Regions from separate parts of the Mus musculus genome. Here region 1 is linked to region 2. Evidence: chromatin loops called from intact Hi-C (ENCODE). Cell type or tissue: left cerebral cortex. All regions are shown on one strand. Links, peaks and the distances in the headings refer to the core of each region. The heading gives the core; the rest is flanking DNA. Region 1 holds the start of Gm39963 (a long non-coding RNA gene). Region 2 holds the start of Gm39962 (a long non-coding RNA gene).

Region 1 (15,425 bases), core at 3,793-11,792, 170 kb before region 2:
CCACATATCTCTGCCCTCTCAAGTGCTGGGATTAAAGGCAAGCAACACACTGTCTGGCCTTACTTTTTCATTTGTTTGTTTGTACCTTAAAGATTTATTTATTTATTTATTTATTTAATGTATATATGAGTACACTGTAGCTGTCTTCAGACACACACAAAGAGGCATCAGATCCCATTACAGATGGTTGTGAGCCACCATGTGGTTGTTGGGATTTGAACTCAGGACCTTCAGAAGAACAATCAGTGCTCTTACCTGCTGAGCCATCTGGCCAACCCTTTGATTTGGTTTTTAAGACAGGGTCTTGCTCCATAGCTCAGGCTGGCCCTCAACTCCCAATCTTCCTGTTTCACGCAGGATTACAGGGATGTGTCACCATGCCCAGCTGAAATCCAACTTTCTTGCTTTAAAAATGGCATTCATAGCTGGACATGGTGGCATGCTCCTTTAATCCCGGCACTTGGAAGGCAGAGGCAGGCGGATCTCTGAGTTCCAAACAGACTGTTCTGTGTAGTGAGTTTTGGGACAGCCAGGGCTACATAAAGAGACCCTGTCTCAAAACATCAACCAGCTAGCCCATAAACAAACAAAAGTACTCATGGGTCCCATGTCCTCAAGAGCCAAGAACCAGCTGCTGCTGGCTTTTCCCAGTCACCTGACAGATTTCCACCATGTCCTTGTCTAGAATTGGGCCGTACACTCTGCTCTCTCCCTGGGTTGTCTTTGCTGCCCTCTAGTGGGACTGTAGAGATGGCTTGGCCATTGCGAATGTCTGTTGATCTTATAGAGGACTGGGATCTGGTTCCTGGCACCCCACACACCTTCAGCTCACAATTCCCTGTAACTCTGGGTCCAGAGAATCTGGTGCCCTCTTCTGGTCTCTGTAGGTACTCACATGCGAGCAAGACACCCCCTTTCACACACACCCTTTAAAAAGAAGATGGGTTGAAATTAGTTCTTTGTATCAAAAGGAGGAGCAGTTGCAGTTGGCTGACCTCACTCCCCCTTCTCCACACCCAGCCCCTGTTCATACCACACTGGCCTCTCTCCGTTGCTTCGCTCCCATCCTCTGTGTCTGTCCTTGGGGCCTTTGTGTACTGAGTCTTCTGCCTAGAAAGCAGGATGCTCTTCTCACCGATTCCTTCCTGCCCAGCAGATTCCAAGACAGCCTGTTGTCAAGTCCTTTCTCAGGATTCAATCTGCAGATCCTGCTCGTAGTAGGTGCTCATTTGTTCACTTACCTCTTCCATTTGTTGAGCACCTACTGTGTGCCAGATTCAGTTCTGTGCCCTTAAGACAAACAAACAGAATCTGGACTCTGCTCTGCAGGGTCTTATACTGAGGACAGGAGAGCTTCATAAAGCAGCTTACACATGCTAAGTGGTGCTGAGAGCCATGCAGGACAGGTGAGGAAGGGGAAGGGCAGGTACTCACTAACTCGAGGTGTCAGGGAGTGACTCCAGTCTGCAGAGAGAGCTATCTATGCCCTGAGGACCTGGAGCACCCTGGCCTAGTTCAGATCTGTGTGTACATCCGAGAAACCTGCCTGGACCAGCTGGGCCTGCACTCATGGGGGCTTTCTGTTTGTGCAGTCTCAGAGAGAAGCTTCAGGCCATTCTGAAAGCCACGTACATCCACTCTCGGAACCTAGCCTGCTTTGTGTTTGCCTATAAGAGTCTCCATGCCCTACAGTCCCATGTGCAAGGCGAGACCCACCAGATGCACTCTTTCCTGGCTGCCTTCATCGGGGGGCTCCTGCTGTTTGGAGAGAACAATAACATTAATAGCCAGGTAAAGGCTTTCCGGAGATGGATGGGGCCAGTGGGGTATCTTTTGGTTGGCATCTGTGTTTAAGGTCTTAAGAATCTCCAGTTCCCATGTGGCCTTGTGTCTGTGTCATTTGTCCCTGAATTTGCCCACGGCGAGGGGGGGGGGTGTTTTTTGGGACAGGGTTTCCCTGTATACCCTTGTACACCTTACTCTGTAGACCAGGCTGGCCTTGAAATCGTAGAGACCTACTTGCCTTTTTCTCCTGTGTTCTGGCTTTAAAAGCATGTGTCAGTACCACCCTGCACAGTTTTCCCTATTTGTAAACCAAACCACAGCTGGAATCCAAGGGTTCCCCACATCAATGTGTCTGCTGCTCTTTGGGGCAACGATCTTCTTGGTGGTGGTGGTGGTGGTGGTGGTGGTGGTTGGGACAGGTTTCATCTTTTTCAGGCAGGCCTTGAGTTTGCTATGTAGCTGAGGCTTGGATTGAACTCCTGATGGTCTTCCATTGTTCCAGGTTCTGAGATTACAGATATGTATCACCTGGATGGTATACAGACTTTATTATTTATGTGTGTGCCTCTGTGTAGGGTGTGTACCTGTGTGTGGGTGTGCATAGAGGCCAGAAGAGGGTGTTATCTCGAGCTGGAGTTGTGTGCCGCTGCCCTATGTGGGTGCTGGGAATCGAACTCTGTCCTCTGCAAAAACAGCAAGTGCTGAGTCATCTCTCCAGCCTAATTTTTTTTTTCTTAAATATACTTTGACCTGGATGTGGCAGTACACTGAGAGACTAATGCCCTGATTTGAAGCCAGCCTGGGCTGCATCTTAAAACAAACAAGCAGAACTCAGTGAAATTGAAAATGGGAAATCAAAAGAGAAAAGCTGGTTCTCTGCAAAGATGAATCAAATCACTAAGCCTCTATCCAGGGTCACCTACAAAGACTTTGTCATACTAGAAATGACACAGGTTATGTTTAATGTCTTGTGTACATTCAAAGACCTTGAGGAGTGTCAGCACTCAGAAGGCAAAGGCAGGAGGATCTGTGTGAGTTAGAGGCCAGCCTGTTCTACGTAGTAAGTTCCAGGACAGGAAGAGCTTGTTTGTTTCTTTGGTTTTGAGACAGGGTCTCTCTGTGTGGCTTGTGAGGTGCTTCAGCAGGTAAAGTTGCCTGCCATTAAATCTGACAACTTAATTTGATTCCTGGGACTCACATGAAGTAGAACCACCTCCTGAAGGTTTTCCTTTGATCTAATGGGAAACTCATCCTGCACCCCCTAAAATAAAATAATAAGAAATGAAATATAAATTTTTTAAAGCTCTTGAATACCATGGATCACTATTCTATTTTTGCAAACTTGGTAGCTGAGATGAAATAGACTGATTCTTCAGGAAGAAAAATGTGCCCAGGTCACATAGGAAAGACAGTGTGGATGACCAGTATCTGATAAAAGGACAGACTCTGCCTGGCTTGCTCCCAGGTGCTCAGAGACATTGTGATCAAATCAGAAAATGGATGCAAAAGAAAGGTCCTCTTCCCCATCCCTGTACCTCAGGCTGCTGACAGAGCCAGTCGCTGCTGCCCATGCTCGCGCCAGGGCCATGCCCATTGCATGGAGATGGGAAGAGGACTGGCCTTGGGCCATCATACACTGTGGCAGTTGGTACATGTGTCAGGTTGTGGAAGCATTTTCATTTTGTTTTGTTTTGTTTTTTGAGACAGGGTTTCTCTGTGTAGCCCTGGCTGTCCTGGAACTCACTTTGGAGACCAGGCTGGCCTCAAACTCAGAAACCCGCCTCCCTTTGTCACCCAAGTGCTGGGATTAAAGGCATGCGCCACCACTGCCCAGCCATTTTCATTTTGTAAGGAAGTTTTCTGAGGTCCTTTTTATATATGGGTGTTTTGCCTACATGTGTGTTTGTGTACCATATGTGTACCTGGTATCCATGGAGGCCAGAAGAGGGCATTGGATCTCCTGGAACTGGAGTTACAGATGCTTGAGAGCTGCTGTGTGGACGCTGTGACATGAACATGGGTCTTCTGGAAGAACAGCCAGTGCTCTTAACCGCTGAGCCATCTCTCCAGCCCCAGATTTTTTTTTTTTTAAAGGATTTTCAAAATAGGGTTTCTCTTTAGACCTGGCTGTCCTGGAACTATGAAGACCAGGCTGGCCTCAAACTCAGAGATCAGCCTGCCTCTGCCTCCTGAGTGCAGGGACTTAAAGGCATGCTCTACCACCACCTGGCTCCTTCTTTTTTAAAAACAAATTTTTTTTTAATGTTTTGGAGTGTTTGCCTGCATATGTGTGTGTGTGCACCATATATATGTCTGGTACCTGGGAAGCCAAAAATGGGTGTTGGATGCCCTGGAACAGGAGTTACACAAAGTAGTGAGCCACCATGTGAGTGCTGGGAACTGAACCTGGGTCCTCTGTAAGAACAGCACTGCTCCCAATTTCGGAGCCATCTCTCCAGGCCCTTTTATTTTTTGAGACAAGGTCTCATGTTACCCAGGCTGTTCTCAAACTCAGCGTACAGCATTTGGACTGTTGGCAGTGTCCCCCCCAACCAGCTATCTCAGTTTTCTTACAGCATCTTGCTCTGTAGCCCAAGATGGCCTTGAGTCCTGAGTTCTCCCTGAGCCTCCAGGGCTCTGGAGTTATAGCCATGGCCAGGCGGCCTGGCTTAATTTATTCCTTTTCATTCCTAAGCAGTATAGGAGTACCACGGGGTTGTTGTTTTTTTAATCATTTGCTGAAGGACATTTGGGCAGTTTCTAGCTTTGGAATATTATAAGTAGAGCTGAGAAGAACACTCTTGTATAGATTCTTTTATCAACATAAGTTTTAGTTTTTCTGGGATAAAAGCCCAAGAGTGTAATTGTGGGTTGTGTGGTATATGCACGCTTGGTTTTAACAACCTGCCAAGAAAGAAAAAGAAAAACCCCAACAACCCTCTGCCAAGCTGTTTTCCAGAGGGATTATCATTCTCACCAGGGAGCTAGGAATGGCTCGGCTACTTTCTCCACATCCCAGCTAACATTTGGTTAGTTGCATAGTCTATTTTACCCATGTTTTAACATTTTTATTTGTGTGCGTGCATGTGTGCATGTCTGTCTGTCTGTCCGTGTGCTATGATTATAAGTGCAGGCATGCTCCTGCTATGGTGTATGTGTGGAGATCAAGGGACAACTCTTGGAAGTTGGTTCTGGGATCCCACTGTTGGCTCTGGGATCAAATCCAGCTTGTCAGGCTCTTATTGCCAGCGCCCTCACCCCCTAGACCATCTCACTGGCCCTATCTCAGCCATTGTGACAGTGCATCTCACTGTGTCCTGACTCTGCCTTCCCCTGATGGCATCTCCTCGTTATCATTTTCTTGCCACCAGTATAACCTCTTTGATGAAACTTTCATGTCTTTTGCTCATTTTCCAGTTAGACTATTTCGAGCTCTGCAGACTTTTTTCAGACCGGCTACGTGCTGATGCCTTGCAGATATGCGTTGTGGATGTCTCTCATCTGTAACTTTTCTTTCTCTGAGATAAGGTCTTGGCATGTAGCCCCTGTTGGCCTGGAATTTATTCCATACACTCAGCTGGCTTCACAAAGAAAAAAGAAATGGAATTTCAAGGAAATCCGAAATGTTATTTTTTCTTCTTGGGGGCTCTTTTTATTTTATTTTATTTTATTTTTGAACTGCATATAATTCATTTTTAAAAACTTCTAATAAGGGAGCCAGGTGTATTGGTGCTCCCCTTTAATCTCAGTACTTGAGAGGCAAAGGCAGGAGGATCTATAAGATCTCCAAGGCCAGCCTGGTCTACAGAGTGAGTTCCAGGACAGCCAGGGCTACACAGAGAAATCCTGTCTTGAAAAACCAAAAAAGAAAAAAGAAAAGAAAAGAAAAGAAAAGAAAAAAGAAAGAAAGGGAAATATTAAGATGTCTGAGCCATGCCACATCAATCATCTTGCATGTTAACTTTGAAAGTCACAGAGCCAGTGCGCGGTGGATGTCCAGTGCTTGTGGTCGGGTGGGCAGGTGAAGGTCCCCAGAGGCTGTGCTGACGAGTAACCCTGAGCATTTCCCTCCCTGCAGATCAACATGTACCTGACCTCACGCGTCCTGTACGCCTTGTGCCGCCTGGGTGTGGAGAAGGGCTATATCCCTGCGCTCAAGTGGGACCCGTTCCCCTTGCACACTGCGGTGATTTGGGGGCTCGTGCTGTGGCTTTTTGAGTACCACCGGCCCACTCTGCAGCCCTCCCTACAGTCCTCCATGACCTACCTCTACGAGGACAGCAACGTGTGGCACGACCTCTCAGACTTCCTCATCTTCAACAAGAGCCACCCCTCCAAGTAACACAGTCCAAGGTGCTTCAGGAACTCCTCCGCCCAGACAGCTTCCAGGCAGCAGCCCACCTTCCAGGCAGCTGCTCAGGGTATGGTTCTGTTGGCATACCCTCGTGGAGGAGCCTGCCTTCTCAAAGTCATAATCCTCACACTCCAACTTGTATTAACCCAGGCTCCCATTTGCTGAAGTAAAAGTACTGAGTTTTCCACTTACCAGTACTTTTGAGTACTGTAGCAAGTGGCTGGGTCCCATTAAGGAGTCTGTGGCTTGATTCCAGATGCTCTTCCGACTTCTGTAAGGCCAGGGCAAACTCACCCCCTCTCAGCTTCAGGTCATTCACTTCAGGGGAGGACCCTCCGAGGAGAGTGTCTTCCTGGTGGATATGATGGCCCTTCCCCTCTACTGTATATCAGAGGGCTCCTTGCTAGTGGGCAATAGGTTACAAACACTTTGAAAGGGGAAAAAAAAACTAAATTCTTTGTCTAAATTATTCTGCTGAGAAGTTCTGGAGCCCTACTGTCAAATAGGAGCACTAGATGAGTCACGTGCACAGCACGTGTCAAGCTTGTATGAGACGCAGGATCCTATCACCAGCACTGAGAATAAAACTTCAAGTGTCCACATTTTTTGAGATGCATTAAGAAGGCTGTGGCCGGGCAGTGGTGGCGCACGCCTTTAATCCCAGCACTCGGGAGGCAGAGGCAGGCAGATTTCTGAGTTCGAGGCCAACCTGGTCTACAGAGTGAGTTCCAGGACAGCCAGGGCTACACAGAGAAACCCTGTCTCGGAAAACCAAAAAAAAAAAAAAAAAAGGCTGTGGCAGTAGGGTTGTGAGCTCCAGGCCAGGCTGCGATACATTAAAAAACAAACAAACAAACAACCTCTGTCTCAAAAAAAGGCGGGGGTGGGCGTCCAAGGAGATGGCTCAGTGAGTCAAGATGGTTGCAGCCAAGCCTGGCGACCTGAGTTTGATCCCTGTGTTCTACATGGTGACATGGTGGAAGAAGAGAACCAGCTCCTGCAAGTTGTCCTCTGCCCCCACATGTGTGCCTTGGCATGTGTGCATGCACACGTGCACACACACACACACACACACACACACACGCACATATACAATAAATAAATGAAAATATAATAAAACATTAAAGAACATGTAAAATTAATCTTAATCATATATTTTGCCTGCATGTACATCTGTGTACCATGCGTGTGTGTGGTACCAGCAGAAGTCAGCAGAGGGCGCTGAGTTCCTTGGAACTGAGGGTATGGGTGTTGTGAGCCACTATGTGGGAAATGAAGCTTGGTCTTGGTCGTCTGCAAGAGCACTTAAGTTTGTTGTTGTTGTTGTTGTTGTTGTTGTTGTTGTATGATTGTTTGAGGTTTTTTTTTTTTTTTTTTCCCCAGACAGGGTCTCTCTGTGTAGCCCTGGCTGTCCTGGAATTAACTCTGTAGACCAGGCTGGCCTCGAACTCAGACTGCCTCTGCCTCCCAGTGTTGGGATTAAAGACGTGGACTGCCTGGTGAACTAAGTGCCTTTCACCACTAAGCCATTTCTCCAGCCTCAGACCTTTAATCGTGTATATTTTAACTCAATATTTCCCAAACTGTGCCATTGCTACATATGTTAATATAAAAGATTGGTAACAGCCTTTCTTGAAGTATGTCCTCAACACTGCCAGTGTGTTCTGCGTGCACCAGGTCACACGGTTATCCTCACAGAAGGTTCCGGAGGACACTGAAAATCTGGAACTAAAGACACAGTCTGAGCCCTGCCCCCACTCTGTGATGCATCCCCGGGGAAGGCTCTCCAACTCTCAGCACCTCCAGCCCTGCTAACCCGATGCCCACCCTGGACACTTGGCAGCACCTGAGAGCCACTATACCAGTGACTTCAGCATAGCGAGTTTCTCCTTCCTCCTGACTGCTTTGCATATGATTGTCTTTAATCCCTAGTAACCTTGCAAGGATGCACGCTGATCCATGTTTTCCAGGTATGTGGTCTCAGGATGATTTGAACAGCCTGCCTGACTTTGAAGCCCGTGTTTCCTTCAGTGCCCCGCATTAAACCTAGAAAACCTTAGCCGTGCTTTGCAGTCGTTGATTATAGCATCTGACATTTGACACCAACCCAGATGCTCACAGGAGCTCTTGGTGGCATAAATGGAAAGTGCTTGGGGTGCTATGGCACGGGGGGGAATGGGGCACAGTGGACTGGAGAATTGTGTGCCAGGCAGAATTTTTAAAAACCATTCATCTGAAGGAACAAAACAGCTCTCAGAAAAGCCTGGTCCGGAGGCTACCGATTTGAGGCACTTGGTTTGGTGCAGTGCATTCCTTCCACCGTGCCCTCTCCTCCTGTCTTTTTATGTGACTGAAATGACCAGTAGAAGTCTACTCGAGTCGCTGGAGTGCTCATCACTGTGCGGATTCTGGGCTGGCATGGAGACAAACGCCCATATTCACAGCACCTGGGAGGTGGGGGCAAGAGGAAGGGAGCTCAACGTCATTTTCTGCTACAAAGCAAGTTGGAAGCCTGGACGACTGAGACCCTATCTCATGAACACATGAATGAATGAGTGGATGAATGAATGAATGAATACAATGCAAATTCTGACCCAGGGGGTCTGGAGCTGGTCCAAGGTATGTCTTATAAGTTTCCCAAGCTGTGGGTACTGTTCTAGGAGCCCCGCCAGCTTGCTGAGGGGGTGGTGAATGGCAGTTGTCCCAGGTCACTGACCAGTCACAGAGCTGCAGGGCAGCAGAGGCTCTCTCTGACTCCCCAGTGCTCTCAGCCACGGCCGTTCCCTGCGAGTTCAGAGCAGATCGTTTGGAAGAGCTGCTTTCTCTGCTGGAACTGGAAGATGAACCAGCGCTGGAGCCCGTCAGGAGACGGCCATTGCCAGGCAGGTCTAGTCTAGATGATGGGGAGCCCTGCCATCCTCTCTTCTCTTCATACCTGGCTTCTCCAGTCGCCACTCCGGTGTCCCCACCCCCACCCCCCCACCCCCGCCTGAGGGATCCCACTCCTGGTGCCTGATTTACCACTCTGCGGCAGGTGTGAAGTTTTAGAGATTAATATGCCCCTTGAGCAGCATTAGGCCAGCACTAAGAAATATCATCACAGGCAGCTCCCAGCCCTCAGAAGAGATAACCCTCCATACACTCTGCGTGCTGCTTGCTAGAGCTCCAAGCAGGGCTGGACTCCAGGTGCCCATGGTGGAAACTATCTCCTTCAACGCCACATCCATTGCATCTGCTGGGACAGTGCGTCACTTGCACACAAACCCTTGTCTTGGGCTTTATTATTGGAGAAAAACCCAAACTAAAATTGGCTACTAGTCAATACACTAAGAGGCAGTATAGACAGTTGCAAGGGGTAAGGGCTTTGGAGCCAGCATGCTCAGGTTGGAGCCCTGACGGATGAAGTGGCTTAGCCATCTGTGCCTCATCTGTAAAAGGGGTGTTGTGATGACATGCGCCTCGTGGTGTCTGGAATGATTAAGTGACGCATGTAAAGTGAGCATTCAATAAGACATTGCTCTTATTTCCAATAGAACAAATACAGGAGGAAGCTGGTTGTAAGAAATAAGTGTGCCCTGTGTTTAGCCGGCCCTTCTCCCCAGTCAGCCTTGGACTCCTGCCCTGATATCCCTCCTCCACTGCTGGGGGTGGCCTGCTCCACCACTTACTGACTCTGCTCTCTAAGAATAGGTTTCCCTCGCAGATGGTATCTCTCTGGATCTTGCCAGAGCATCTGGTGCCTCCAACTGCACACTCCAGGGAGGAAGGCGGGGTGGTCCCCACAGAGAGGAACAGAGCCTGTCTTCAACGGCTTTGGGAGGAGCCCAGCTTCACTCCTTCCTTGCTGAGCCTCCATTTTCTATGATCTGTGTGTAGGGATTGCCAAAGGGCCATTGGCACATGGAGAGGAGCTATTGCCATTCGCCTTCCTTAAACAGCAGAGTGGATTAATCTACAATTACTGAAAAAGTTAAAATATTATATTGTTTAGTTAACTTTCTTCCTGTGGGGGGGGGGTCTTGATTTTGGTTTTTTTGTTGTTTTTTGTTTGTTTTGTTATTGTTTGTTTTAAGACAGGGCATGCCCAGCAGTGGTGGCGCACACCTTATATCCTAGCACTCGGAGGCAGAGGCAGATGGATCTCTGTGAATTCAAGGCCAGCCTGGTCTACAGAGCAAGTTCCAGGACAGCCTGTGCTACACAGAAAAATCTTGTCTCAAAAACCTAAAACCAAACAAACAGAAGGACAGGATATCATGTAGCCCCAGGTTAGCCTTAAACCCAGCATGCAGCTGAGGCTGGCATTGAATTCCTGATCCTCCTGCTTCCACTTCCTGAATGCTAGGACTATAAATGTGGGTACCTTGCTTTGTCGCTGGCAAGCTGCTCAGGAGAGGCAGAACACAGTCCGTGATAAGAGTCCCATCCCATGTTTCCCGGATAAGAAACAGTGGGGTCTAGGACAGACACTGTGGTTCCTGGCCTCCTGTGTACCCAAGAGACCTTGGGGAACTTGAGGAGTTGGGAATGGGGTCTGTGTCTCCTCTACCCACCATGCAGGAAGGGGAGGGCTGAGCCTAGGACTGGGGTGAAATCCAGTTTGGTTCCAAGTGAATGTCAAGAGTATGGAGGGACCAGAAGAGAGAAGGCCTTCTACCGGAGATGTAGTCTTGGCTCTTTAGGATGAAGGTCTCGTGCCTTGTAGATCTTTGAAGAAGGAGAGGGTCCTTGCTTGGCCAAACTGCTTTATTTGATGGGGGAATAAGAATGCATACATCTTACTCAGGGTGAACCAGGGATTAAATGCCTTTTTCAGGAAGGAGTGCCCAGGAAGGGAAGTTCATTGGCTGAATGCTGATACCTCATTATCATGGAGAACGGCAGGTGTCTGTGCTTCGCAGACCTACTGTCACAGGCCTCTTAGTGGGGTGTCATGATAACACGTCCCAGATCAGATCAGGTAGTTTGGTGGGGAGCTGCCCTCACGCCTACTGTTCTCAATTCTGAGATTTCCAGGGGCACGGTCCACTTGCCCCACAATGCTTGGGTTTCCCCACAACCCGTGTGTGTGTGTGTGTGTGTGTGTGTGTGTGTGTGTGTGTGAGAGAGAGAGAGAGAGAGACAGTCTCACTCTATAGCCCAGGATGGCCTGCAATTCAGTGTCTAGACTAAGTTAGCCATGGTGGTGGCTTCCCATACATTCCTCTAGTTCTCACCTTTCCGGGGCAGCAGGAGAGATCTAGTTCATTCTTTATCCCCCCCTCCCTCCTCCCCCCCCCTCTCTCTCTACACACACACACACACACACACACACACACACACACACAGAGTAGCATAGGTGGTCTGTTCCTTTCATTTCAGCACTTGGGAGTCAGAGGCTGGCCTATGAGTTGGACGATCAGTCTGATCTGCACAGGAAATTCCAGGCGAGGCGGGGCTACAGAATGAGACCCTGTCTCTCAAACAAATCAAACCATCAAGCTGTACAACAATCCTATAGCAAAGGGAAAAGTAAGACTCTTTCTTAAGCTCAGTCATAAGTAGCCCCTTGCCAGGGACACCCACTCTAAGAGTGCCCTCAACTCTGCATGTGCATGCATGCGCACGTGCAAACATGCGTGTGTGTCTGGGGTGTGTGTGTGTGTGTGTGAGTGTGTGGAGGTCAGAGACCTACATTAGGTGTCTACCTCAGTTGCTCTCCACTTTATTTTTGAGATCTCTCAGTCTCGCTGAACCTGGAGTTCAGGAATTCAACTAGGTCAGCTGGCCAGTGAGCCCCAGGGATCCCCTGTCTCTGTGTCCTTGTGCAGGGATCACAGACACACACTACTGCACCTGGTGTCTCACATGGATACTGCGGATCCCAAGTCTGGACAACGCTCGTAACTGACTGGGTCAGCCCTTTCCGGCTTTGCTCCACCCCTGGCTTCTAGCACTTTCAGAGCTTTACACTCTTCTGTGAACAGTCACTTGTCTTTGTCTACGAATAAACCTTTATATTGCATTATCTTGACTCTGACATTGCTCCTCATCTGTGTGCTTGGGTCACTTTCTATATAAAGTGAGCCTTTGAGGGGCTGGAGAGATGGCTCAGTGGTTGACAGCACTAGCTACTCTTCCAGAGGACCCAGGTTGATTCTCAGCACCCTCATGATAGCTCACAGCTGTTACCTCAGTTCCAGGGCATGCAACACCCTCTTCTGGCTCTCTCAGGTACTGCATGCACATGGTGGCCAGAGGTACAAGCAGACATAATATTCTCACATACCCATATACATAAAAAAAAAATCATTTATTCTGTATACACACACACACACACACACACACACCGGCCAACAATAAGTCTTTTCTTAAGTAATCAGACTTCAAAGTGAAGGAAAAGGATGATGTTAATTTGGGACCTTTCTGCTTCTCCATGCCCAGAATAGAGATCGTCAAGCAAGCCCATGTGAGAGCAATGATTTGCAGACTAAGATGCCGAGAAACTGCCCATGATGCTCTCCACTCAAGCCTTCCACATCCATGCTCCAGAAAGGATCCTGGCAACAGCCTCTCTCTCCACCCTGTTCCCTTTAACTGCCCTGTGAGTGCATTCGGTTTATAAGAAGCAGGCTTTGAACCCTTCGTTCGCCTAAACCAGAACACTGGGTTCTGCCCCCCCAGAATGAAGCCATGTCACGACAAGCTGTGACTTAAGGTCGGCCTTGTCTTTGAGAAGCCAGAGCATATTTATAAAAGGAAAAGTGTTTGCCCCTCTTCCCTTGCCTTGTTTCAGATTCAGAGGGAATATGTCTTACTCGGCCTTGAAGGGCATTTCAGAGCGAAGGGTTTGATGTTAAGCAGAGGCAGACGAGGCCAGTCCCACCCTGGCAGAGGACAAAGGAGAGCTGGGCTCTCTTCTAATGTTGGTTTGAGAAATCTAAGTACAGGGAGCCTGTGTTTTGCACCAGCTCTGCTCAAGAACGCCCGCGAAAGCCGTGACTTAGAAAGTAGGCTGCACTGTACACAGGTCCTGGCGTGAATGCCAGGATCCTTGCTCTTCCGGCCGTCTCCCTGTGGGCTGGGTGTCAGCTGAGATTCAGGAGTAGGGCCAGGCCACATCAGCTCTTTAGACACTTCTTTTGGACTGACTTTGTTATGTCATGAATTCCTCTGGCATCTGTGGGAGCCCATGGTTCCCTCTCAAGAGTGTTGTTTCCAAAACCCATGCAATAAAGTATATAGAGCCAGGACCAACAGAGTAGGCCTGTCTCAAAAACAAAACAAAAAACTCCAAAACAGCCCCCTTTTAAAAGCCCCAAATAGCAAAACCTAAGATCTAATGAAATATCCCCAAAACACAAACAATGTCTTAGCTAAAGCAGTGAGCCCAGCACAGCAGGCAGGGCTGTAAGCTCCTCTGTGTGTTGAGCGCACGCAGTGCTGGGGTTTGAGCCCTACTTTTGAGCCAAGCAGTCTACCAACTGAGCTACATGCCCAGCCCTGGAAAAGCTGTCATTTGTGTCCCCTGTGTAATTTCAGCCTTCAAGAGGTAAAGGGAGGTGGGTCATGAGTTCGAGATCATCTTCTGCTACACTCAGTGAGTCTGAGCCAGTGTCTTGGATTTCTGTTCTGGTGCTAAGACACCATGACCAAAGGCATTTCGGGGAGGAGAGTGTTTATTTCATCTTCTAACTACTCACGCCACACCCAGTCACTGAGGAAGCTGGGCAGGAACCGCTGAAACTGAAGGAGAAGTCATGGAGGAATGCCCCTGGCTTGCTCCCTCTGGCTCGCTCAGTCTGTGTTCTTTTTTTTTTTAAATTTATTTATTTATAATATGTAAGTACACTGTAGCTGTCTTCAGACACTCCAGAAGAGAGCATCAGATTTTGTTCCGGGTGGTTGTGAGCCACCATGTGGTTGCTGGGATTTGAACTCAGGACCTTCGGAAGAGCAGTCAGCACTCTTAACCGCTGAGCCATCTCACCAGCCCCTCAGTCTGTGTTCTTATACCAACCCACCCTTATACTGCCTGCCCAAGGATGGCACTGGCCCCTCCCATGTTGTCAGTCATTAAAATAAAGGGCCCAATGGTTACATCCACAGGCCAGTCTGATGGAGGCATTTTCTCAATTAATGTTCCTCATCTTGGGTGCTCTAGTTTGTGTCAAGTTGAAAAAAAAAAAAACAACAAACATGGCCAGGCAGTCTGGACTACATGAGACCGTCACGAAAACAAAACAAAAACAACCACCAAAAGACAAAAATGAAAACCAAGCTGGTTAGTGATCAAGAGCCTGAACTGCTCTTGCAGAGGTCTTGAGTTTAGTCCCAGCATCCACATCAGATGCTCTGAGCACATCTTCCCCACCAGACAAACAAAATTAAAAATAAAATAGTTTTGGGGGGCTCAGTGTGATGACACACACCTTTAATCTCAGCACTCCGGAGGCATGAGTTCAATGCCAGCCTGGCCTACATAGTAAGCTCCAGGACTCTGTAGAGAGACCTTGTCTCAAAACCAAAAAGTTTTTTAAAAATTCTTTTTTGGGTCAGGCGGTGGTGGCACACGCCTTTAATCCCAGCACTTGGGAGGCAGAGGCAGGCGGATTTTTGAGTTCGAGGCCAGCCTGGTCTACAAAGTGAGTTCCAGGATAGCCAGGGCTACACAGAGAAACCCTGTCTCAACACCCCCCCCCCCCAAAAAAAAAACCAACCAACCAAACAAACAAACAAAAAAACACTTTTTGGGCCAGGGATGTAGCTCAGTGGTACAGAAATTGTCACTCGCCATTTGGTGACTTAGGGATATATGTTCCTTCTATTGTTTTAGTTTACTATCATTGTGGTTAGTATTTTGAGATGAGCTCTCACTATGTAGACCTGATTGATCTTAAACTTACTAAGTTAGGCCAGGCTGGCCTTGGATTCAGACATCCTTGATTCAGCTACCCAGTTGCTGGGTTATAGTTGAATACAATATACCCTCCTCTTCCTTCTCCTCCTCCTCTTTCTCCTTCTCTTCCACTTTGCATTAACTAACAAAGTCTAGCTGGTTACAGTCACACACATCTACCATCCAAGGACTCAGGAATAAAGAGCTCAGCTGTGAGGAGCATACATTGCTCTTACAGAGGACCCAAGTTCAGTTCCTCTGCAGTCACATCCGTTGGTTCACAGACACCGTAACCCCAGCTCCAGGGCATCTGAGGCTTCTCACTTCCGTGGGCACTGGACTCACACGCACATATCACGCACATATCACGCACATATCACTGTCAGCCAACAACACATACACATAATT
Region 2 (15,425 bases), core at 4,424-12,423:
CAATGGGTTGGGGGGGGGGGGGAGGGGAGAGGAGAAGGCATGAAGGATGCTGGGAAAACCTATGTGAAGTGGCCTGGGATGTGGATGGCGGTTGGGAGGGGGGTAATGAGGGTGTAAAACCGGCGGTTAGGAGCCTTTATGAAGGTCTCCAGTGTGACAGACATTGCGCTGGAGGATTTGCATATATCCTTCCGTTTGCTACTCCCAAAGTCCCCCTGGTCATAGTAATAATAATCATTACCAACAATAGCAATACGGTGTGAAACCCTAAGCGCCCCCTCCCCCGTCCCCGCTGGAGTTGAAGGCTTGTCTCAGTTAATCCTCATGATCGCTTTGGGAGCCAAGGTCTTTTATTATGGAGAAGCCCCAGGCCCTGAACAGTTCAGGGACTACATCACTGAAACTGGAGGGAAAAAGTGTTCCTACTCCACCTGAGTCTTCCTAAAGCTTTATCTACTGAGTCCCAAGACTTTTCTGTGCCTGGGAGAGTTAAGGAAAAGCCAAACTTTAGTGTAGGAGCTATGGTTCATGTGGTGTACATCTGACAGCTGTGACACAGGGGGACCACAAACCACATGGCTAGCACAGCTTATTTTTTAATGTATTACCTTAAGAAAAAGAAATGTATTCTGGACATAGAGGCCCTTTATGATGACAGACTTTGTTATAGTACAGTTAAGAAAGCTAGGTCCGTGGCAAATAGACTTCTGGGTTTCGTAGTGAGTTCCAGCCAGAGCTTTGTCTCAAAACAACAGCAACAACAAAATAATAACAAAAGATGTTTAAGGAGTGAGAGCCATTGCTGCTCTTACAGAAGATCTGGGTTCAATTTCTAGCACCCAAATGGAAGCTCACCACCCTCTGTAATTCCAGCTCCAGGGTATCTGCTGCCCTCTTCTGGCATCCATGGGTACTAGACTCATATAGTACACATACATACAATGTGACAAACATTCATATCTGTAAAAGAAAAAAATAAATGGTTTTTAAAATGAAAAATAGTCTGTTCATTTTTATGTAGCTGCCTTCTTCAGAAGGGGGCTGTGAACCCCAAAGTCTTGGCTCCTTGAGGTCTTCCTCGTCCTTACATCCTCAGATTCTTGATGGCACTTAGTCCTAGCAAATCTCTTTCCATTCTGCTTGTGGGAATGTAATATAGTATGGAGCTACTGGGTGCCAAGCACTGGTTTAGGCAGGAGGTATAAAGTAAGTGGGCTCTCTGCAAGTATCAAAAAAATCAGCCAGCATGCCGGGCGTGGTGGCACATGCCTTTAATCCCATTTAATCCCAGCACTCAGGAGGCAGAGGCAGGTGGATTTCTGAGTTCGAGGCCAGCCTGGTCTACAAAGTGAGTTCCAGGACAGCCAGGGCTACACAGAGAAACCCTGTCTCGAAAAGACCAAAAAACAAAACAAAAACAAAAAACAAAACAAAAAAAAAAAAAATCAGCCAGCTGAGGATTGGTATTGCTGGCATAACGCTCAGGAGACAAAGACAGAAGGAGAGTTTCCAGGCTAGCCTGGGTTACATAGTGAGACCCTGTCACAAAAAGAGATAGGGAAGGGAGAGAGGCAGAATATTAGCTAGCATCTAAAGTAGTACAGAGCTGGATAGTGGTGGTGCACGCCTTTAATCCCAGCACTCAGGAGGCAGAGGCAGGTGGATTTCTGAGTTCGAGGTCAGCCTGGTCTACAAAGTGAGTTCCAGGACAGCCAGAGATACACAGAGAAACCCTGTCTCGAAAAAAAAACAAAAAACAAAAAAAGTAGTACAGAGTCTTATGAATGGACAGGAGCTCCATTTGACAATGGAGGTAAATAAACCTGGCCAGCAGGGTGTGCTTTCTGGAGAAGGTAATGGTAACATTGGGCATCTAGATAGAGGAGATGCTTCCAGTTAGCCCTGGGTACCAATTCACCACCAAATAAACTGGACATAGTGGGAACACAGGTAGGTAGAGTAACTGATTGGTGGCACACTCCTTTAATCCCAGCACTTGGGACACAGAGGCAGGCAGATCTCTGAGTTTCAGGCCAGCCTGGTGTACAGAGAGAGTTCTAGAACAGCCAGGGCTACACAGAGAAACCCTGTCTCGAAAAAAACAAGCAAAAGGTGAGAGAGGCAGAGTAATCAGTTAAAGGCCATCTCACTGACTTACATGACATACAGTCCCCAAAAAAACAAATTCAAAAATAAGTTTCTATCCCAGTGGCTTCCTGCATTGTAGTAAGGGAGACAGTAAGGAATACATGTGTTATATTTTTAAGTGTTTATCAACACGATGGAGAAAATTAAAGCAGATGTCAGGTAGACAGAAATAGCTTAGGGAAGGCCTTCCAGGGAAGGTGCTAGAGCAAGAGATCCAAGTCACGTTGGTGGAGAAGGCTGCACTGCTGAAACACTGAGATGCCATTAAATTCAAATTGATAGAGCTCTCAAGCCATGAGAGCTTCAGTAATAAAAAACCTGTGGTGGTGGAATATTAATCAATCAGTTTCTCTCCAGTGCCATAAATTTCTAATCGAGACAATTCTCTAAACTAGAACATTCTCTAGTTGTGAAATTTTAAATGATAAAACTTTGAGGGCTGGAGAGGTGGCTCAGGGGTTAAGAGCACTGACTGCTTTTCTGGAGGTCCTGAATTCAATTCCCAGCAACCACATGGTGGTTCACAACCACCCATAATAAAATCTGATGCCCTCTTCTGGTGTGTCTGAAGACAGCAACAGTGTACTCACATACATAAAGTAATTAAATAAATCTTAAAAAAAAAACCAAACCAACCAGAAGTAGTTGTGAGGAAAGGATCAGAAGTTCAGGGTCATCCCTGACTACAGCTGAGATCAAGGTCTAGGTCACATTCGACAATGTCTCACAAAGAAGTTAATTTAAAATAGAATGAGGGGTGGTATCGCTCAGTAACACACTGAATTGGGTCAGAAGTTTTAGCCCCTACAGGTTCTTGAGTCTCAGAAATGCCTCAAAAGGCTACAAAGAAGAATACTTATGAAGTAAGAGGATCTGATGAGCTTTGATGTTGTTTTTAAACAGGATTCTTCTAGTGTAACCCTCCCTAGCTAGTGTCTCAGCAATCCTTCTCTTCCAGTTCTTCCCAGTGCTAGGATTACTGATGTAAGCCACTATACCTGGTTTATTTTTTTCTTTTACGAGATGAGCCTCATGCAATCCAGGTTGTCCTTGAATTCACTATGTAGTTGAGGTTGGCCATAAACTCCTGATTCTCTAGAGCCTCTTTCTCTCAAATGCTAGGATTACAGGTGTGTACACAATTCCTTTTGTTTGTTTGTTTGTTTGGTTGGTTGGTTAGTTTTTTATTTTTTTTCAAGACAGGGTTTCTCTGTATAGCCCTGGCTGTCCTGGAACTCACTTTGTAGACCAGGCTGGCCTCGAACTCAGAAATCTGCCAGCCTCTGCCTCCGGAGTGCTGGAATTAAAGGCGTGTGCCACCACCACACCTGGCCATTCCGTTTTTTTTTCCCCTTATGTTTTTGTATGAATGTTTGCCTGAATGGATTGCTTGTGTCTTGTACCCATGGAATCCAGGAAAAGATGTCTGATTCCCTGGAACTAGATTTAGGCAGTTTTGATTCAACATGTAGATGCTGCTGGTAGAACCTGGGTCCTTTACAAGACAAGCATGCATCTTAATTGCGGAGTCAGTTCCTTGGCCAATCTTCCAGCAGAAAACCGATAGGGACTGACCAAAGTTTGTGATATAATAGGATTGGTAAACACCTGAAAAGTGGCTTTTTGAAAAAAATCATAAATGTTACCATGTGTAGTGTCCCATGCTTTTAATCCCAGCATTTGGTAGGCAGATTTAGGTAGGACTCAGTGAGTTCAAGGACAGCCTGGTCAACAGGATAGCTGGGGTTATATAGAGATACCCTGTCTCAAAAAACCAACTAGAAAGAGAGAGAGAGAGAGAGAGAGAGAGGAAGATGATAGATGAAAATACATCTTGTTTCCAATGGGGGAACAACACTTTCATTTCCCAAACAACCTAGGAATAGTCTGAGAAATTTCCCCAGTTTCCAGGGAAGAAATGAGAAAGGGCAGGTGCAACTGTTGCTCCTCCTAATACACTGCAGTTGTACAGAGTGGCTCGAGTCCCAGATGAAGTTGTTTTTCATGATAGCATGAGGCATTGTGACTCACATGTAAATTAATTTCATGTTGAGCGACTCATCCACAGAATGGAGGATTCCACACATGCTCAGGTCCAGAAGGAGCTTAAAAGGGAGAAGGGCTTAAAAGGGAGAAGGGCTTTATGCTGGAGCCTTAGTCTGCATGCTGAGCTGCAAAGGAGAGAGCTGGGTGTCACAAGCCTGAGTCCAGGTGGAATCCTGAGCGTAAGCCCATGCATAGACAGGTCAGGATTCTGAGACGATGCTCGAAAAATATTGAAATTAATCTGTGGTCTGACCAAAAAAAAAAGGTATTGGCCAAGTTGAACAAATTGTTTGCCCAAAGAAATTGGTTTGCAGCAACTCCCTGAGCAATCAGTAGGTGATCTGTTGGTTTACAGTATTGTTTTTCCAGACAAGAGACTCTCAGGGAGTCAGTTGACAGAGAGACCTCAGCTCTCAGCTCAGAAGTTGGGTAACATTGAAGATGGTCTCAGTCTTTCGATGAACCCAGTTCCTGTTGATGGGCACTTAGATTTCCCCCAGTATTTGTCTCAGACATCACTGCAGTGATGCTCTGAGCATATTTAGGGAGAGTTTCCAGGGTTCCCATCTGGAATTAGAACAGCTAGGTAGGTGTGAGAATGAGCAATTTCCCTGGAGTCCAATAACCTCTTCCCTGCCTCCCAGAAGGGGAAACCCTCCCTCTGTGATCACTAGAGAAGACAGCAGGAACTCCCAGGGCCTTGCCCACACCGCCTGCCTGCCCACCTGCCTGTCCTCTCTTGTTCTGGCAGATTAACAGTGACCTGTGACCCTGACAGGCTGGCCACACTCCCGGCCAATTTCAGTCTGTCTAAAGGAGTCCCAGGGGTGGTCAGGGCCTGGGGATGTGTTGACCAGATGGGCCTGGGAGGTCTTGGATCAGCTTATCCCAGGAGGCAGAGCAGGTGGGTAGCCCCTAGCACACATCCCCCCCCCCAACCCCCAATATTCCCCATCATGCATCACTGGGCTAGAGCAGGAGCCAGATGGTGGGGATGGGGCAGCTTTGTAGCTTCTGGCCTAACAAAGGATCCTCTATGCTGCCCCCCTCCCATCTCCTAGCTCAGCCAGTCAAGTCTCCCCGGCTGCCCAATCACTCTCGGTCCTGGCTTTCTGTTGAGACTATCCCTCTTCCCATTCCATTTATGGAGGAAGCGTCCCAGGAAGTGTTCCTGGAGAGCCTTGGATTTGGAAACTTATCTGTCAATCAGAGAGTGGGTAAGTGTGGCCAAGAAAGTGTGGCCAGCCAGATGGTCTCAACCGGTTGCTGATTCAAATGCAGTGAAGGGGGAAAGGCAGCAGAGGGTCAGGTGCAATTGTTGGTCCTCCTAGCACACTGCAACTGGGCAAACCCAGTCACTAAACTGACCTTCAGTGGGCCTTCTTCAGTGGTCTCAGGAATTGTTCTGGATGGCTGGCCTCGAGAGGGAGATGCTTGTAGAAGAGTCTTAAGGTGAAGAGAATAAGCCTGGGAGTCTAGTGACTCCACACTGGCTGCCGAGTGCACACTTGGACAGGTCGCCTGAGGTCTCAGAGCATAGTCTCAGGGGGAGGTGACCTAATGTGAGGTAGCATGTAGAAGCCCTCAATACATGCAGGTTAAATCCACCGTTTTCCTATAGCTAGGAAGAACTTGCAGGTCTAGAGGTGAGAAACCTCCAGGTGGAGAGAGAAATCCTAGGGCACCTGTAGCTGGTAGGTTCAGGCCCAGAATCCTTAGAACTCCTCAGTTACAATCTTGTGTTCTTGCCTTGACTCAATTTTCTCATCTGTAAAGTGGGTTAAATGACAGCAGTGGCCTCGTTTTATTCAAGAAGCATTTTGAAATACAAAGCCCACATATTATTAAAAGATAATAATGTAAGAATGTAGTGAGGAGTAAATAAATTATTGACCAGGTGATATATAGACCCCACTGAATAACAGAGCTGTACGGGAACCAATAAAGGGCCTGGGGAGATACCCTTCAGGCTGAGCTCCAAAAAGATTTCCAAAAAAAAAAAAAAAAGATTTCCAATTCAGTCCTGCCTTGGGGCATAGCTGAGAGAAGGGGGTGGAGGGGAAGCTGCCTAGGGTAGCCGGAAGCCCTGGGCTGCCTTCCAGGATCCTCCTTGCCTTTGCTGTGAGACTCTAGGCCTCTTGAGAGTACATGGTTTAGACTCCACTATTTCTTTTTCATCTTTCCTTTCCCTGTTTAGGCATCTGCCATCTCTAAGGAGCCTATGGCTCCAAAATCCTCTTCATTTCAATCAGAACATGTGGGAGCAAAGATGAAGACTAACTTGGGAGGGAGGCAGCAAGGCCTGTGGGGAGGCCAGCACTCATGAAGAGTTGCCCTGCAGAGTCCCTCTCCGCCCCTCACCCAGGGCCCAGCGCTTTCAATTGGCTCCCTGGTGCCAAGTGAAGTCTATTAATATCAAAGTAATGAGGTAATTACTGTGATTTTGGAAAAATTACCAGTGAATGCTTTTGAGGGAATTTCTGAGTGAAAAAGAGGCCGTGTGAAACATCTGCGAGGAAAAGAAAAAGAGTTGCTCTGGCGGAAGCCTGAGTGCGAGCGGTGTGGATGTGAGGAGAACCACAGAAAGGGGGAGCTGTGTGTGTAACTAGGGGCAGGCTTTTAGGAAATCCCTGACTTTGGGTGGTGAAAAGCAGAAAGGAAAATTCTGGAGCCAAAGAGTTGGCCCTTTGCTCCCCTCATTCCCCTCTTCCCCCATTTCTTTCTTTCTTTCTTTTTTTTTTAAGATTGATTGTTTTATTACATGTAAGTACAGTGTAGCCATCTTTAGACACACCAGAAGAGGGCATCAGATCTCACTAGGAATGGTTGTGAGCCACCATGTGGTTGCCAGAACCTGAACTCAGGACCTTCAAAATGAAGAGGAGCAGTCAGTGCTCTAAGCCATCTCTACCCACTAAGCCATCTCACCAGCCCCCTCTTCCCCCATTTCTGAGACACGGCCTCCCTATCGAGCTTTGGCTGGCCTAGAATTGGCGATATAGACTAAGCTGGCCTCAGATTCCTAGAGATCCACCTGCCTCTGGCTCCTGCATGCTGGCATAAAGTGGGGCTGGAGAGACGGCTCAGTGCTTCCGAGCACTTGCTGCTCTTCCAGAGGACCCAGGTTCAATTCCCAGCAACCACATGGCAGCTCACAGCTATCTGTAACGCCAGTTCCAGAGAACCTGACACCTACCTTCACATGGATATACATGCAGGCAAAATACTAATGCACAGAAAAGAAAAATAAGTTGTATTTTTAAAAGATGTTTAAAATTCTTACTGAGGGCTGGAAAGGTGGCTCAGCGGTTAAGAGCACTGGCTGCTCTTCCAGAGGTCCTGAGTTCAAATCCCAGCAACCACGTGGTGGCTCACAACCATCTGTAATGGGATCTGATACCCTCATCCGGTGTATCTGAAGACAGCAACAGTGTACTCACATGAAAAAAAACAAACAAACAAAAAAACAAATAAATAAATTCTTGCTGAACCAGGACTACACTGTCTCCAAAAACCAAAAAGAAAGAAAAAAATTTCTTGCTGAATAAAATGACTAGTTCTTCAAACATAGTAATAACAGTATTAATCTCAATAAAGCGGTCCTCAAGCCAGTAGCAGAAATTTGAATGAGATATTACTATTATTATATACTTTGTCGAGGTAGGGTCTGGTGTATCTAGGGCTGGCTTCCTACTTACTGTGTAGCTGAGAATGACCTTGAACTTCGGGTCCTGCTGCACTACCCAACTGCTGGGACTACAGGCCTGTGCTGCTTCACCTAGTTTACGTGGGAGCATTAAACCCAGGTGTTCCTACATGCTAAGCAAGTACTCCATTAACTAAGCTCTGTCACAGCCCCTTGTTTTGTTTCTGTTTTTTAAAAGCAGGGTTTCATGTAGCCCGTGTTCACCTTTAACAGGCTTTGTAGCTGAGATTGGCCCAGATCCTCTTACCACCGCACTTAGTTTACTATTTATTTTTGTATGTTCTGGGGGTTGACCTCAGGGCTCCACGCATGCTAAAGGAGCACTGCACCGACGGACCTACCTTGAAACCACACCAGGAGCCATTGTTAGGTCTCCATACCTTACAAGGATACCTTTCTGTTTCCCAAGCTTAGTGCGTCCACAAACCACACTTTCCAACTTGTGCTGAACTTGAAACCCTGCTTCGCCAACCTCCTAAACACCTGTTCTGACCGCCCTTCCACAGGATACAATCTTGCTCTTATCTACCCCACGGGCTACCTTGGGCCCCAAGTTCCTCACTCTTGGGTCCAGGTGCTATCACCCCTGACCCTGCCCTTATAGGGGGATCTCAAGGGCTGGAAAGATGGCTCAGTGGTTAAGAACACTGACTGCTCTTTCAATAGATCCTGAAGATCCTGAGTTCAAATCTAAGCAACTACAAGGTGATTCACAACCATCTATAATGGAATCTAATACTCAAACTGTTTTTGAACAAATGGATCTCAAAGTCTGCCTGGAGGGAGTTCCAGAACAGCCAGAGTTATAAGAAGAAACTCTGTCTCCAAAAAACAAACAAACAAACAAACAAACAAACAAAAAAAAAAAGAGGGAGAGGGCTAGAGAAATGGCTCAGCTGTTAAGAGCACTGGTTGCTCTTCCAGAGGTCTTGAGTTCAATTCCCAGCAACCACATGCCGGCTTAGAGCCATCTCTAATGGGATCCAATACCCTCTTCTGGTGTATCTGAAGACAGCTACAGTGTACGCATATAAATAAAATAAATCTAAAACAAACAAAAAAACCCAAAAAACAAAAACAAAAGCAAAGCAAAAACAAAACAAAACAAAACAAAACACAACAAGGGAGATGTCTTGGCTTGTGATTCCTGAACTTGGACAGCTAAGGAGGGAAGATTTTTCAGTTTGAGGCTATGCTGGTAGATCCTTTGTGAAAGAAACGAAAGATAAAGCGGGAGAACAGGGTGAGGGAGACATGGAAGAGAGGAAGGAGAAAAAGAAGAAAGGAGAAGCCCACTCCTTTTCTACTTTTGTTACTTATTCCCTTGTTTTCAAAGGGAATTGTTCTAAACCAGGCCAGGACCCTGCACTAGGCACTCCCCGACTGTCTGCTGCCCCCTGCTGGTATTCCCTCCACTCCAAGACAAAAGTTTTAATTTGAAAGAAAAAGGATAAGGATGGCACTGATTCCCCAGGAACTCAGGCTGTCCTGCCCAGCTGGTGTTTTGGGATGTGGACCTTGAAGGCAGAATCTTTGCATCCTGAATTAAGCATTAGTCTGTCTGGAGCCCTAAACAGGGCCTTTTTCCAGTGCCTGCTTCTGGGCTGCAGGGATAAGGCTTGTTGAAGTATTGCTTAGACCAGGAACCTGAATGATGAACACCTTTCTGGCTTCTATTGACTCTATCATAAAAGGTAGATTCTTTGCCTTGGCAGACCTCCTCTGCTTCATTATGTAAACATGTATGTCCTTGACAGAATCTGTAAACACAGGTAAAAGCATTACACAGTCCATTATGTTAAAACAGATTACATGTTATAATTTTTTTTTCAAGACAGGGTTTCTCTGTGTAGCCCTGGGTGCCCTGGAACTCACTCTGTAGACCAGGCTGGCCTCGAACTCAGAAATCTGCCTGCCTCTGCTCCCAAGTGCTGGGATTACAGGTGTGCGCCACCACGGCTCAGCGTGTTGTAAATTCATTCTGGTATGCTTTCTATAACGATGCTGAGGTGATTTTGAGCTCCCTTTGATTAATTAAACTTATGTAATTATATCCTATATTAACGTACATAATTAATTGGTTTATCTATTTTCTTTTTCTTTTGATACAGGATCTCAAGGCGAAACCTTTGTTAGTTTCAAAACCTGTGGTCATCTTCCTGCCTCTGCCTCCCAAGTGCTGGCATTAAAGACATCCCACCATGCCTGGCTTTTTTTTTTTTTTTTTTTTTTTTTTGAGGCTGGGTATCATGTAGCCCAGCCCAGGCTGGCCTTGTTGCCAATGCTGGACTTGAATTCCTGATTCTCTTACTTTCTCCTCCCAAATGCTAAGATTATGGAAATGTGTTATTAGCCAGGCATGGTGGCTGACTGCATGCATGTACTCTAAGTACTTGCCTGGTGCCCATGGAGGTCAAAAGAGGGCATTTGTCTCTGGGAATTGTAGTTACAGATGGTTATGAGCTGCCATGTAGGTGCTAGGAACCCAACCTTGGTCCTCTGCAAGAGAAGCAAGCAGTCTTGACTGCTCAACCATCCCTCCAGATTTCTCTCAGCTATTTCTGAGACTGGGTCTCACTACTTAGCTCTGGTGGCCTGGAACTCGCTATGTAGACCAGTCTGGCCCTCCTCTGCCCCCCGAGTATTGGGATTAAAGGCCTATGCCATCACAGTTGTCTGAAATGGTTTTCTTTTCTCTTCTTCTTTTTTTTTTTTTAAGATTTTTAAATTTTATTTTTATTTATATAATTTAAGTATATGGGTACACTGTCACTATCTTCAGACACACCAGAAGAGGGCATCAGATCCCATTATAGATGGTTGTGAGCCACCATATGGCTGCTGGAAATTAAACTCATGACCTCTAGGAAGAGCAGCCAATACTCTAACCACTGAGCCATCTCTCCAGCCCCTCTTTTTTTTTTTTTTTTTTTTGGGAGTGAAATTTTATTTTATTTTTTAAGATTTGTTTATTATTATTTATAAGTTCACTGTAGTTGTCTTCAGACGCACAGAAGAGGGTGTCAGATCTCATTATGGGTGGTTGTAAGCCACCATGTGGTTGCTGGGATTTGAACTCAGGACCTTTGGAAGAGCAGTCAGTGCTCTTACCCGCTGAGCCATCTCACCAGCCCTCTCCAGCCCCTCTTAAATGGTTTTCATAATAGCATATATTAATTGTGCATGATGCTAGATTTAAAACTATGACATTTTCTTTTTTTTTTTTTTTTTTTTATTAAAAGATTTATTTATTTTATTTTATTATATGTGAGTACACTGTAGCTGTCTTCAGATGCACCAGGAGAGGGCGTCAGATCTCATTATGGGTGGTTGTGAGCCACCATGTGGTTGCTGGGATTTGAACTCAGGACCTTCGGAAGAGCAGTCGGTGCTCTTAACCACTGAGCCATCTCTCCAGCCCTGACATTTTCATATATGCATATAAGTATTTTGATCATATCTTCTCTCCACTCCTCTCTCTGTTCCACTTCTATTCCCACTGATTCCGTTCTGGGATCAAATGTCTCCCAAATGTCTCCTTTACAACTTAATTTGTTATGTTTTACTTTGTTTGAAACAGACTTTCTCTGTAACAGCCCTGGCTGTCCTAAAACTCACTAGACTGTAGACCAGACTGGTTTTGAACTCACAGAGATCTGCCTGCTCTGCCTCACGCCCAGCTAACATGTGCTGTATATGACTCCTCACTGTCACAGAGGGGTGGATACGGAGCTACAACGCCCAGTCAGATCCTTGGGAGTCATGGAGTATTGACCTCTTCCGGCCAGTCTAATCATCTGCAGTAGAAGGCAAGAGTGCCAGAGTATTCACTGATGATACTTAATAAGTGTTTGGTTCTTGGAAGGCTTATTGGCTAATAACCAAAAACATTTCTCATGTATTATGGACATCATGAAGAATGCCTGCTTTTTCTTCTGCTACCAAAAGTTCTAGGACTTCTCCCTCATTCATTCTTCTTGTCTCCTTTTTCACATGGACACTGACTGTTTGTCCAACACACTTTTTTTTTAAATAATTTTTTTAAAGATTTATTTATTTATCATATGTAAGACACTGTAGCTGTCTTCAGACACACCAGAAGAGGGCGTCAGATCTCATTACGGATGGCTGTGAGCCACCATGTGGTTGCTGGGATTTGAACTCAGGACCTTTGGAAGAACAGTCAGTGCTCTTACCCGCTGAGCCATCTCGCCAGCCCCCAACACACATTTTTTAAATTATATTTTTATTTATGTATGCATGTGTGTATCATATGTGTCACATGCATGATGTGGTAGTTCCTGTATGGAAACAACCTGTAGGGGCAGGTTCTCTCCTGCCATGTGGGTCTTCCGGATGAACCTCATGTCATCAAGTTTGATGGCAGGTGCCTTTACCCACTAAGCCATCCTACCTTTTTCCGTAAGATCCTATAAGTTCTTGGATGGCCTTACCAATATTCTATATACATAAGGAACATTTTTTTCCCCTCACTCTAGCTGGACTGGAACTCATAGAGATTTGTTTGCCTCTGCCCCTGGTTGCTGGGAATAAAGGTGTCTGTTATCACATTAGGCAGAAGCATCTTTTTATTTATTTATTTATTTATTTATTTATTTATTTATTTATTTTTGAGATTTTAATTTTGATGTGTATGAGTGTTTACTTGAATGTCTGTGCACTGTGATCATGCAGTGCTCATAGAGGCCAAAAGTCAAGGGCTGGGCCTGGTTGGTGCCGTACATCCGCAATCTTAGATGGGGAGGTAGAATTAGGAAGATGAGAAGTTCAAAACCACTGTTGGCTCCGTAGTGAGTTCAGGGCAGCCTGGCTTTATGAGACACTAACTCAAATAAAACAAACAAAACAAAAACAGAAATAGAAAAGCCCATTTCCATGCTGTTGTCTCACCTCCAGTGGGCATGTAACAGGCAGCACAATTATTTAGAGAACTCTCAGGGGATGGAGAGATGGCTCCGTGGTTAAGAGAAAGCTGCTAAGATCCTGGTTCAATTCCCTGCCCTCACATGGGAACTCAAAACTGTCTATAACTGTAGTTTCTGGAGATCTGACAGATATGGATGCAGGCAAAATGCACATAAAATAAAAATAAAGAATTAAAAAAATGAGCAGAGAGTAGGAAATGCCATGCCTGCACTTGGTCCTTTGCTGGAATCAAAGGCTTGCACCACCACTGCCTGGCTTTTTTGTTTGTCTTTGTTGTTGTTTGAGACAGCATTTCACTGTGAGTCTTTGGCTAGCCTGGGATTCATTATGTAGATTAGATTGGCTTCCAACTCACAGAATTCTGGGAATAAAAGTAGGAGTTGGGCTGGTGAGATGGCTCAGTGGGTAAGAGCACCCAACTGCTCTTCCAAAGGTTTGAAGTTCAAATCCCAGCAACCACATGGTGGCTCACAACCACCTGTAATGAGATCTGACTCCCTCTTCTGAAGTGTCTGAAGACAGCTACAGTGTACTTACATGTAATAAAAAAAAAAAAAAAAAAAGTAGGAGTTACAACACCTGGTATCATTTTTATATTTGGAGAAAGGGTCTCTTGTATTCTATACTGACTGTCAACTCATTATGTACACCATGGCCTTGATTTCCTGATCTTCCTTCTTTCCCCTCCAGTGCTGGTAGTGTAGGACTTCTTCACCACATCCCATCTCCTTTCCTCTCCTCTCCTCTCCTCTCCTCTCCTCTCCTCTCCTCTCCTCTCCTCTCCTTCCCTTCCCTTGCATTTCCCCCCTTTTCCTTTTTTAATTTTTATTTATTTGTTTATTGAGACAGTCTTACTATGTAGCCTTTGCTGGCTTGAAACTCAAGCTGCCCTTAAAGTCATAAAGCTCTATCCTGCCTCCCTCTGCCTCCCAAGTGTTGCTATCCTTTTTTAATCTTTTTTTTTTTTTTTGAGATTTCTTAATTTTATTTATTTATTTATTCATTCGTTTATTTATTTGCTTTTGCCTGCAGATATATTTGCACCACAGCACCACATGCATTCCTGGTGCTTACAGAAGCCAGAACAGGGTGCTGGATTTCCTGGTACTGGAGAGTTGTTAGCCAGTCTCGCGAGTTCTGGGAACCGAGGCCTTCTGGAAGAATGGCCAGTGTTCAGGCGCATCCTTAAAGAAAAATACATTACTGTATGTGTATGTATTTGCACTTGAGCACAGGAATGCATGCGTGCATGCTTTGCATGCTCTGCATGTTATGAGTGTATGGGAGTATGCACCATGGCATATGTGGAGGTCAGAGGACAACTCTGGAATTAGTTCCCTTTCCACCTTCACATGGGTTCTGGGGAATAGAACTCAGGGCGCAAAGATTGTATAGCAAATTCCTTTACCCTCTGAGCCATCTTGCCACCTCTCTTTTCTTTTTTGAAAACTGTATTAAAAATATATATATATATTGTGTGAAGCCTACCTGTGTGAATGCTACACAATTTTCAGAAGTTGGTTCTCTTCTGCCACCTTGTGGAATTTGGTGGATTGAACTCAGTCATCAGGTCTGTACACAGCCTCTCCAGCCAGTGAACAATCTTAACTGCTCACTTTCTGTTTGTTTGCTTTTATTTGTTAATAAGCAGGCCCTTACACGCCTGGAGTTGTGGCACATGCCTTTAATCCTTGTATTTCAGAGGCAGAGGTAGGCCAATCTTTCTAAATTTGAGGCCAGCCTGGTCTACAGAGTGGGTTCCAGGACAGTCAGAGCTACATAACAAAGAAACCTTATCCCAAAATATAAAACCAAACATTACTATGTAACCTAGGCTTGCTTCAAATGTGTAGCAGTCCACTCTTGAGTGTTGTGATTATAAAGATGAGTTACCGAGCTTCATTGAATCAGCGTATTGTGGGTTCCAAAGCCTTTAGCCCTTTTCCTGGGCTACTCTAGCAATTTGCTTGATTCAGACTTCTTACACGTTAAAGAATTTGAACCATAGACCTAAGAATTTAGTGTAGCCAGGCGTGGTGGTGCATGCCTTTAATCCCAGCACTTGGGAGGCAGAGGCAGGTGGATTTCTGAGTTCGAGGCCAGCCTAGTCTACAGAGTTACAGGACAGCCAGGGCTACACAGAGAAATCCTGTCTTGAGAAAAAAAAAAAAAAAAGAATTTAGTGTAAAGGAATGTTAGCATCCTAAATCCTGACATTTAGAAAGCCAAGCCTTCGTATGTTACCAGAGCCAATTGATTTCACCTGATCTTAAGCAAACTAGCTTACCTTGAACTCTGTCTTTCTGTCTGTCTGTCTGTCTGTGTACATGAGTGGGCTATGGAATGCTTGTGGAGATCAGAGGACAACTTTTGAAAGTTAGTACTCTCCTACCTGGTGGGTCGTTTGGCTTAGACATATGTGCCTTTACTGCCGAGCAATTTTATCAAATCCCTGTTCCTCTCTCTGTCTGTCTAGTCTGTCTGTCTGTCTCTCTTTCTGAGCTAGAGTTTCATGGAGTCCAGGCTGCTCTCTAACTCCTGATCCTTCTGCCTCTACCTCTTTCTTTTTTCTTTTTCT

Evidence for each region. Hi-C counts contacts between places; a loop is a spot of excess contacts. Peaks named below come from ENCODE experiments on the same cell type or tissue, not always from the same donor. Only the 100,000 strongest peaks of a DNase experiment are listed, where the experiment ranks them.
Region 1: a loop joins it to region 2, with 4 times the contacts of the local background. A loop is called at or near these places in 11 of 42 quality-filtered maps.

Annotation. Positions count from the first base shown.
Region 1 is chr2:154,578,531-154,593,955 of GRCm38, reverse strand. Pxmp4 (peroxisomal membrane protein 4) reads left to right here. Exons shown (of 4, transcript NM_021534.3): 3 at 1,593-1,791; 4 at 5,864-6,912. The coding sequence ends at 6,127. Gm39963 (a long non-coding RNA gene) reads left to right here and starts at 10,326. Exons shown (of 2, transcript XR_866872.1): 1 at 10,326-11,650; 2 at 11,950-12,146. In left cerebral cortex, for the core only: a CTCF peak has its summit at 7,337 (motif pointing right); DNase peaks (open chromatin) are centred at 7,354, 8,614, 8,930, 9,845 and 2 more places; H3K27ac peaks cover 897 bases.
Region 2 is chr2:154,411,178-154,426,602 of GRCm38, reverse strand. Gm39962 (a long non-coding RNA gene) reads left to right here and starts at 5,274. Exons shown (of 3, transcript XR_866871.2): 1 at 5,274-5,411; 2 at 6,392-6,622; 3 at 10,012-10,104. It overlaps Gm52564 (a long non-coding RNA gene), which reads right to left and starts at 2. Exons shown (of 3, transcript XR_003954074.1): 1 at 1-2. RefSeq lists an enhancer at 1-1,177 and a cis regulatory region at 1-7,199. In left cerebral cortex, for the core only: CTCF peaks have their summits at 6,769, 9,303 (motif pointing left) and 12,110; DNase peaks (open chromatin) are centred at 5,269, 6,638 and 9,299; H3K27ac peaks cover 235 bases.